Regions from separate parts of the Homo sapiens genome. Here region 1 is linked to region 2. A link is a contact called in ENCODE Hi-C or POLR2A ChIA-PET data. All regions are on one chromosome and are shown on one strand. Each heading gives the region's core, a stretch centred on a gene start or an enhancer-like site at or near the end of the contact. The rest is flanking DNA. Distances are from core to core; before and after follow the strand shown.

Region 1 (4,342 bases), core at 1,775-4,274, 1.1 Mb before region 2:
TCCAGATTGTTTTTGATTGTGTAAGCACATAGAAGACCTCACACCAGGTAAAGTTTCTAAAGTTTACTTCAAGCTACCTCTGTTACATGATTTTTGCGTGGGTAATCCGAGATCTGCTTCTTAATTGTCAACTCCACTTGGAATTGTTCCAATGTTTGCCAGTGTTCTGTTATGTTCTTTTCTCCTTGTCCAGCTTAATGACAGCTGTTTTTCTTCAAAAACAATGTTTCTTCAAAAATAATGTTTGGGTAAGGCCCGAGTTGGGATGACATTTTCTCTTAATATAATTTGCATTCTTAAAATCAAACACATTACCAGCAGATTGGCTTAACTGAACACATGCACGTATATATAAGAAACCATGTCCTTTCTTTCCTTGACCCAAAGTTTTGTATTTCACCACACTGGCCAACTCCCAAAAGTTGAACTGAAATCAAAGAATTGGTTCATTCTAAGATGGCTGGATATATATATATATATATATATATATATATATATATATATATATTCATCTCTATCTATCTTCCTCCTATTCTTTTTCCCATATCACACAAAACACAAACACAGACACATTCTGGGTTTACTTGGTACTGCCAGTCCTCAGGCTGACTAGAAGACTGAGGAAAATTTGAAAGACAAGAGATCTATCTACAGTCTTTCCTAACTTCCTAGTCCCTTTACCAGATTTTTCCATGAGGATTTGTCTTCCTTTTTTCCTTGAGGAAGCCAACTCTTGAGGGCTACAAAACACTTATTTCAGCATGTGTCTCTAAAAGATAAGAACATTTGATAAATATAACCACACTACCATTACCACATCAAAAAAAAAAAAACAGTTATTCTTTAAGAGCAAACATCGAGGCAGTGTTCCTAATGGTTTCATAATGTCAAATGTTTACTGGCTTTTTAAAACAAATTCAAAATACACATAAGTTCCACACCTTGTAATTGGTTATTATGTCTTTCAAGTCTCTTTAAATGTGTAGGTCTTCTCTCCATCTCTTTCTTTCCTTGAAACTTATTTATTAAAGAAACTCAGTTGTTTGTTCAGAAGCATTTCCCATGGCTGAATTTTGCATAATATATCTTCATGTTGCAGGTCAACATTCACAGGATTCTCAGATTCAGTTGGAGGCATGTTTGATTATCTACACTTTAAGTCATCAAGTAATTTGAATATATTAATATAAATCCCATAGGCTCTTTTTCCCACTCCAGATGATTCCTCCAATAACCTTTCATTCAGTAAGTTCCCCGTTGTAAATTTCCAGTTAAGTAATTCTCTTTAGGTTTGATGGGTGCGCACAACGAAGAAAAGGGGGGACAGGGAAACCTTTCTGAAATTCATTTCCTTTGAATATATCCATTAGAGGGCGACATTGCCTTTAATATTATATTTCCCCAATAAAGTTTTAAATTGCATAAAATTTACTTTTGTATTTTTGACAAGTTGGACCTCATTGCCTACTTTAATTTCTAATCTCACGTCTGTAAAGTGTGACTGCATTCTCCTTTGTTAGTTTGATCTCTGCTGACTTGCGTCTTTGGTATTACAGTACTTCCATCTTTGACTCTGTTCCCAATTCTAACCATCGGGCGGCGATGTTGCATAAATAAAGACCCGCGGAAAGGCAAAATTAAGCGAAACTGCCAAATAAAAAGCAGTTTCACCGGGGGTAAAGGCCATTAATTTAAGAAGGAAAGAGACAAACCAGACATTTCTAGTTCATATCCAACTCACGGCCCAAGGTCAGAACTGTGTAAAATGCAACACAAAGGAGCCATTCAGGAGTGGGGGAGGCTGACTTGGGGAGAGCGAATGCACAATCCCCGCCTTGAGCCTGCGGTTCCACTGGAGGGGGCACAGGTCCGTTTGCGCACGTGCGTGTGAGTAGCCACAGGGCAGCGGCGGGACATGCCTGCACCGGGCATGGGACTGCTGAACCAACAGCGCTCTGGCGGACCGTTTGGGACACCCGCCCGGAGGCAGGTTGGCACTGGCGCTGCCTGGAGGTCAGCCACTCATTGTACCCCGGAGGAACTGGGTCCCGCGGGGGCATACGGCTCGCCCACCGGCACGCGTTAGGAGGCGAACACCTGCATCCAGCTAGGTGTTCCGAGCTCAGCCCAGGGCGAGGGACTGCTCTGCCACCTTCTTCTCATTCTTCCTGTAAGAACACTGTCTATCTCGGACAAAAAGGACCCACCTGACAGCAAGTGGTATCGTCACACAGAGGTAACAGGGAAGTCACGGATCCTCTTGAGAATCTGACAAAAGTTGGTGCCCCTTCCCCATAGTGGCACTCAGAAAACTGCAGGTGAAACCACAAATGGGCGGAGGCACTCACAGGCTTCCTGGGGCCCGTCCATTGATCAGATACCAGGTTAAGAAATTCTGTCCTTATTGGAGCCTAGACGGCAGCGCAAAGGAACCAGACGGACTTGGAAAGAGAGGCAGGGACTCCCTCCTCCCTCCAAACACAGCCAGCGTTTCATCTCGGATTGCGGGAGGGGCCTGGCGGAAGGTGGAGGAGAGGTGGAGCGCCTGGATGGGGCCCTCCCCATTCTCCTGGCCCCAACCCCAGGACGCCTGGCTGCGGAGGGCTCGAAAGCGAGCAGCGAACGCCCAAAGCCTGGGTGGCGGGAAGGTGGCAGCGCCCTGTAGCTTTTCCTTTGCATTTTTCTTTAAATCGTGAGCTCCGGAGCTATCGTTTCGACCGCTGCTTTCCGGTCTCCACCTCCACCTCCCAGTTGGCTGGCTCGCCCTTCCCCCACCCCCCCATCCCCCCCATCCCCCCCCATCCCCACCCCCATCCCAGCCGCGTGCCCGACCCTCGGCCTCCAGCCCCGCCTCCTTCGCCGCGGGGTTTAACCCGAGGCAGAGTGAAATCTGCATAGTGACCGCCCCCTCGGAGATCATTGGTGCAGCCCCGCCCATCGCGGCCGGTGATTGGTAAGCCGCCCGGGGTTATTTGCATGTCGGACGCAGCCGGGTACCCAGCTGTGCTGCCGGCCGGCGCAGCGCAGAAGTTTGCAGAGCGCTTTCTCGCCGGCTGGTCCCGGACTCGCGCTGCGCCCTGCGCCCTGCGCCGCCGCCTCCTCCTTCTGCCGCCGCCGCCCTGTTCTCCCGGGATTCCTTCTCTGTGGAGGACTGACTCTCTGCTTGTGGGAATTAGAGGTGGACAAGGGGGAGTGCCGGGGGGTAGCGACGGGGTTCTTTCCAGTGGCAGCTGCGAGTCGGGACGCCGGGAGCGTGGGGCTCCTGCTGGCCACGGATCTCGGCCACCTTCCCGCGGCCTCCGGGCAGGCAATGCGGCCGCCGAGCCCCGCGACGCAGAGAGGAAGGAGGGTGGCCCGGAGGGCCTAGAGCTTGTTTCTGCCCACTTGGGAAAGAGGGCATGGAGTTGTGAGTGCCCCTCGCTCGGCGACGCCGCCCTCGGCAGGCTCCCCATGGCCGGGACGTACAGCTCGACTCTGAAGACGCTGGAGGACTTGACCTTGGACTCCGGGTATGGGGCCGGGGACTCGTGCCGCTCGCTCAGCCTCTCGTCCTCCAAGTCCAACTCGCAGGCGCTCAACTCTTCGGCGCAGCAGCACCGCGGGGCGGCCTGGTGGTGCTACTCCGGCTCCATGAACAGCCGCCACAACAGCTGGGACACGGTGAACACGGTGCTGCCCGAGGACCCCGAAGTGGCCGACCTCTTCTCGCGCTGTCCGCGGCTCCCCGAGCTGGAGGAGTTCCCCTGGACCGAAGGAGACGTGGCCCGGGTGCTCCGCAAAGGCGCTGGCGGCCGGCGGCTGCCCCAGTTCTCCGCCGAGGCGGTGAGGCGCCTGGCCGGGCTGCTCCGCAGGGCACTGATCCGCGTGGCCCGCGAGGCGCAGCGCCTGAGCGTGCTGCACGCCAAGTGCACCCGCTTTGAGGTGCAGAGCGCCGTGCGCCTGGTGCACAGCTGGGCGCTGGCCGAGAGCTGCGCGCTGGCAGCCGTCAAGGCGCTGTCCCTGTACAGCATGAGCGCCGGCGACGGGCTGCGCCGGGGCAAGTCCGCGCGCTGCGGCCTCACCTTCTCAGTGGGTCGCTTTTTCCGCTGGATGGTGGACACCCGAATCTCCGTGCGCATCCACGAGTACGCAGCCATCTCCCTCACCGCCTGCATGGAGAACCTGGTGGAGGAGATCCGGGCCAGGGTGATGGCCAGCCACAGCCCTGATGGCGGAGGGGCCGGAGGCGGGGAGGTGTCTGCTGAGGCCCTGGAGATGGTCATCAACAACGACGCCGAGCTCTGGGGCGTCTTGCAGCCCTATGAGCATCTCATCTGCGGCAAGAACGCCAATGGTAAGCGCG
Region 2 (4,935 bases), core at 117-2,616:
CAATTCCTCAAGCAGAGATGAGACGGGAACAACAGGATTCCCCGAGAGCCACATACCATTTTACAACAGCCGTCTCCCTCCCGACAGAGAAACAGACATTTTCATCCAAAGTCTTTCCGCCAGTTCTCCCAGTGCGGCGAAGGGAAGCGGGCGGCAGCCACCGTAACGAGAGAAGCCGGCAACAGCCCCGCCGCGCGGCCGCCACGCCTTCCTCCCGCCGCCGCTGGGGACGCGGAGCCGCGGATCACATTTCTCCTCCCCAACAATCACACACACGCACGCACGTCCCCAGAGTTGACACCCTGCAAACCCGCTGCTCCGCGACGCTGGGGACGGGGCCACAAAGCCCGGGACGCGGCCATCGGCTGGGGTGCTCAAGCTGCGTGCCTGCGCGTTTGTTTGTTCCCCTTAATGAAAGGAAAGGGATCTCCGTAGTTACGGCCTAGGACTGCGGAGGGGGAAGAGAGGCTCCCCGTGGGACTAAACAAAACTTCGGTTGCTGGGAAGAGCCGTTGCGCAACCTTGGCAGGGGGAGGGGGGGCCGAGGCCCCCGGGCCCCGGCCAGGCGCGGCTTCCCGGAGGCTACGGCCCCCGCGTCCGGCGGCCCAGGGCCTGGCGTGGCGCCGGCTTCGAGGGAGCGGCTCATACCGGGCCACACTGCAGGGGCTAGGGCGGAAACTGGGAGCACGAGAGCGCTGGGGATGCGGATGGGGCACGGGACGCGCAATGAGTGCGGGCTGCGCCGGAGGTGTCGGGCCAGGCCCGGGTCAGGCTTGGGGTCCGCTGGCCGCGGAGCCCGCAGACGGAGCCGATCCCCCCACCCCGGGGTGGCGGCGCCCCTCGCTCGACTCCCTTACCTTCCTAGAGGCCCGCGCTCTCTCCTCTTCGGGCGGCCGCAGCCCTGAGCATGTCCGGGGTGGGGCGCAGGGCCGTGCCGGGGACCGGGAGCCAGGCGCTTCAGCAGGCGGCACCACCCAGCCCGGGCTCAGCCCCTCTCCGCGGCCGCTGCCATCTTGTCCTGGCGGCTGAGAGGAAACGGCGAAACACCCTCCCCCGACCGCTGCTGCTGCTGCTGCTGCTCTGGCTGCTAAGCGCCGGGCCCGTCTCCCTCATCTTCCTTCCCGGGGATTTGGGGTGGGGACGGCTTGGCTAGGGCGAGGGGTAGTGGGAGGCCGGTCGGCCTCCGGCTACTGGGGCCTACGGGCGACGCAGGGTGCGGGGCCCACGGCGATTGGGGCCCATTCCTGACGCCCCGGCCGGGAGCGGAGAAGGAAGACTGGCGGGAGTGGTGGCGACGGCGGGGCCTGCGGCTTGATCTCCTCAGGTCGCCGCGATGCCGGCAGTCGTCACTGAGGCAGCTGCCACCAGCCGCCCCAGCCTCGGGCCCCTCCTCCGCGCTCGTCGGCCTCGGCCACCGCCTCCGCAGCGCCACCGCCCGCCCGGCAGCGCTGCGCGCCCAGCCCGGGCGGCTCCGCTCCGCTCCGGCCGCGGCGCCTCCGTGAAGCCCCTCCCCGGGGTCCGCCCGCCAGTCCGCAGCCGCGCCCTTGTTGCCCGGAGCCCGCCTGCCAGCCCGTGCGGCCCCAACCCGGAGTCCCGCAAGCCAAGCCTCCCGCGAAAGAAGCATCCGTCAGCCCGGCTCTGCTGTTCTGAACCTCACTCCATGCCCCCTCCGCCAGAAATACACATTTTTAAAAAAGATCCCAATACCCGAAGAAAGGATGAAGATGCGGAAGCAGGATTTTACAGGCCTTTCGAGATCCCGGAACCGTAATTAAGGATCTGTTTCTCGGCATTTGGTCGTTAAAGGTCCCAAAATAAGTAAAGGGGAAATGCTCAAATGAACGACCTCAATCTAAACTAGGTTCTACCCGCTCCCCTATCCCAAAGAGTGAAGAGAATTGTAAAGCCAGGTTCAAGGACGGGGGAAGGGTCCTCTTGGAAATTTTAAGAGCATCTCTACTGTCCAAAACCCCATAATTGTGAAGTTCGCCCACCTCCACATTGGTAATTCTCCGTTAAATTAGTCGGTTTAACTCCCAAAGACTAGTTTCTTTCCTCCTGGAGATTAGGAAATCAACAGAATGGCCTGTTTCAGCTTACATAATCGTGGAACCATAGAATTTTAGGAATGAAAGAAGCTTTGCGATCCTTGGTCCCAACTCTTACACTCAGGAGTTCCAAGAAGTTTAGGTGACATGACCAAGGTTATACAGTAAAGCCCATGTCTCCCACCCCATCTTTCCTCCTTTTCCCTAGGAAACAAATGGCTTTCTAATACCTCACATTCAGAGTTGATTTTCTTTTATACCCGTTTCCTCAGGTTCCCTTTGTTCTGAATCAATGTCTAACCTTTTGGGAAACAAACACCTTTCTGGAATGGAAGTGTCCTTTCTTTGTTTCCTTCATAATCTTCACTAGCAAGATTGAATTTACCAGAGATGTATTTATTCCCAGAAATTTTCTATTGCAGTAACTGGGGCAGGGCAAAGGGAGTGGCAAATTGCTGCATACATAATACACATTTAATCCCTGCTGCTCTTCAAACCGGAAGATGAGTATTTTGGATAATGCCTTTAAGAGACAAAGGAGGCCGGGCGCGGTGGCTCGCACATGTAATCCCAGCACTTTGGGAGGCTGAGGCGGGTGGATCACCTGTGGTCAGGAGTTCAAGACCAGCCTGGCCAACATAGTGAAACCTGGTCTCTACTAAAAATGCAAAAATTAGCTGGGCGTGGTGGCGGGCGCCTGTAATCCCAGCTACTCGAGAGCTGAGGTAAGAGAATCGCTTGAATCGCTTGAGCCACTGCACTCCAACCTGGGCGACAGGGAGAGACTCTGTCTCAAAAAATAAAATAAAAGAGAAAGGATAGTATGCCCTGAGGCCACTGGAAATAACACTTTCGAATGACAGTTGTTTTCAGGTTAGAGAGGATAACCAGCTGAAAAGGCTTCCAATATAGAAGAACAAAACAATGGCTGCCTTTCAGAGAGATAGCCTATGAACCATTCCTTTTCACTTAGTATTTCGTTACTTTTTATTTTTCTTAAGAACAATAGTCAAAAGAATCAAAGAGGATAAAATCATTTACTCAACGGAGAAAGCTACAATAGTAGAAAAATCTGTCAGGAGGAACAGAGAAACTATTCCACTAGAACTTCAAATTTCAGAATTTTTGCAGACATTTAAGGAGGCCATCTCTAATGGAAGGCTTCCATTCCCTGTATTTGCTACATCCATGAAGAGATGGAAATGAGAGACAAGGATTTATTTTCCTTTCTATCTCCTGCATGTTGCTACTCACTACACTATATATTCCAGGAGGGGATTCATTCATCTTTTTTTTTTTTTAGATGAAGTCTCGCTCTATTGCCAGGGTTCAAGCAATTCTCCTGCTTCAGCCTCCCGAATAGCTGAGACTACAGGCATGCCCCACCATACCCAGCTAATTTTTGTACTTTTAGCAGAGACGGGGTTTTACCATGTTGGCCAGGATGGTCTCGATCCCTTGACCTCGTGCTCTGTCCACCTCAGCCTCCCAAAGTGTTGGGATTACAGGCATGAGCCACCACGCCCGGCCTCATCTTTTTTTTTAACCATTATATTGCAAGTGCCTAATACAGTGCCTGACTTGTGGTAAGACCTTAGTAAATGTTGCAAAATAAGTAAATGATATATTCCAGCCCCCCTTCACTTTATACCTATTGTCTCCTAACCTAATTTCTTTACCTCTAATCTCTTCCCCTTCAAATCTTTCTTTTTTTGAGGCACGATATCAGCTCCTCTGCCTCCCAGGTTCAGGCGATTCTCCTGCCTCAGCCTCCCAAGTAGCTGGGACTGCAACTTCCGCCTCCCAGGTTCAGGCGATTCTCCTGCCTCAGCCTCCCAAGTAGCTGGGACTACAGGCCCGTGCCACCACGCCCAGCTAATTTTTTGTATTTGTAGTAGAGATGGGGTTTCACCATGTTAGCCAGGATGGTCTTGATCTCCTGACCTGACAGAGTCTAATTTTGTCACCCAGGCTGGAGCACAGTGGTGTGATCTCCATTCACCACAGCCTCAACTCCCTGGGCTCAAGGGATCCATCCACCTCAGCCTCCCACCTAACTGGGATTACAGACACGCACCACCACAGCCAGCTATTTTTTTTTTATTTTTAGTATGGAGATGCGGTTTCATTATGTTGGCCAGACTGGTCTGGAACTCCTGGCCTCAAGTGATCCGCCCACCTCAGCCTCCCAAAAGTGCTGGGATTTCAGGTGTGAGCCACTGCGCCTGGCTTTCAAATCTATTCTGAACACAAACATCTAGATAATCTCCCAAAGCCCCTAATGTAGCTATTTTACAAAGTTTGAGGGTTGTTTTTTTTTTTTAAGGAAAATTTCTCATAGTGCTAAGATCTCTCAAAAATGCAGGCTGGGGGAGGGCATGGTAGCTCACATCTGTAATCCCAGCACTTTGGGAAGCTGAGGTTGGGGGATTGCTTGAGCCCATGAGTTCCAGGCTGCAGTGAGCTGTGATTTCGCCACTGCACTCCAGGCTAAGTGACAGAGCAAGATCTTGCCTCTAAAAAATAAAACAGGAAGATACTAAAGAAAACCTTAATGTTTTCATTCAAAAAAATTACTTAAGGGCCAGACTTGGTGGCTCACACCTGTAATTCTATCACTGAGCAAGACCTAGCCTCTTCAAAAACCCCTCTCTCTCTACAAAAAATACAAAAACTAGCCTGGCCTGGTGGTGCACGCCTGTAGTCCCAGCTACTCGGGAGGCTGAGATGGGCCCTGAGGCTGCAGTGAGTTGTGATCACACCACTGCACTCCAGCCTGGGCGACAGAGTAAGACCCTGTCTCTGAGTAAGTAAGTAAGTAAATAAACAAATAAAATCCTTCACAGAACTAGCCCACAAGGAACTCAATCAACTTTTTGTCTCCTTA

Evidence for each region. Hi-C counts contacts between places; a loop is a spot of excess contacts on that map. ChIA-PET counts read pairs that join two places held with the same protein, here RNA polymerase II (POLR2A). Pooled maps may share reads with other maps.
Region 1: a map of B cell shows a loop between it and region 2 (14-fold over the local background). The contact joins the promoter of ABTB2 here to the promoter of HIPK3 in region 2. A Hi-C loop is called at or near these places in 5 of 168 maps with a recorded cell type or tissue (B cell, CD4-positive, alpha-beta memory T cell, CD8-positive, alpha-beta T cell and 1 more), 1 of 37 single-sample maps with no recorded cell type and 15 of 50 pooled maps. POLR2A ChIA-PET finds 5 or more read pairs at or near these places in 1 of 52 experiments (WTC11).

Annotation. Positions count from the first base shown.
Region 1 is chr11:34,356,692-34,361,033 of GRCh38, reverse strand. ABTB2 (ankyrin repeat and BTB domain containing 2) reads left to right here and starts at 3,024. Exons shown (of 17, transcript NM_145804.3): 1 at 3,024-4,333. The coding sequence starts at 3,451. RefSeq lists a silencer at 2,839-3,038 and an enhancer at 3,989-4,098.
Region 2 is chr11:33,253,812-33,258,746 of GRCh38, reverse strand. HIPK3 (homeodomain interacting protein kinase 3) reads right to left here and starts at 1,366. Exons shown (of 17, transcript NM_005734.5): 1 at 858-1,366. RefSeq lists an enhancer at 22-71 and silencers at 412-611, 682-1,021, 1,282-1,611.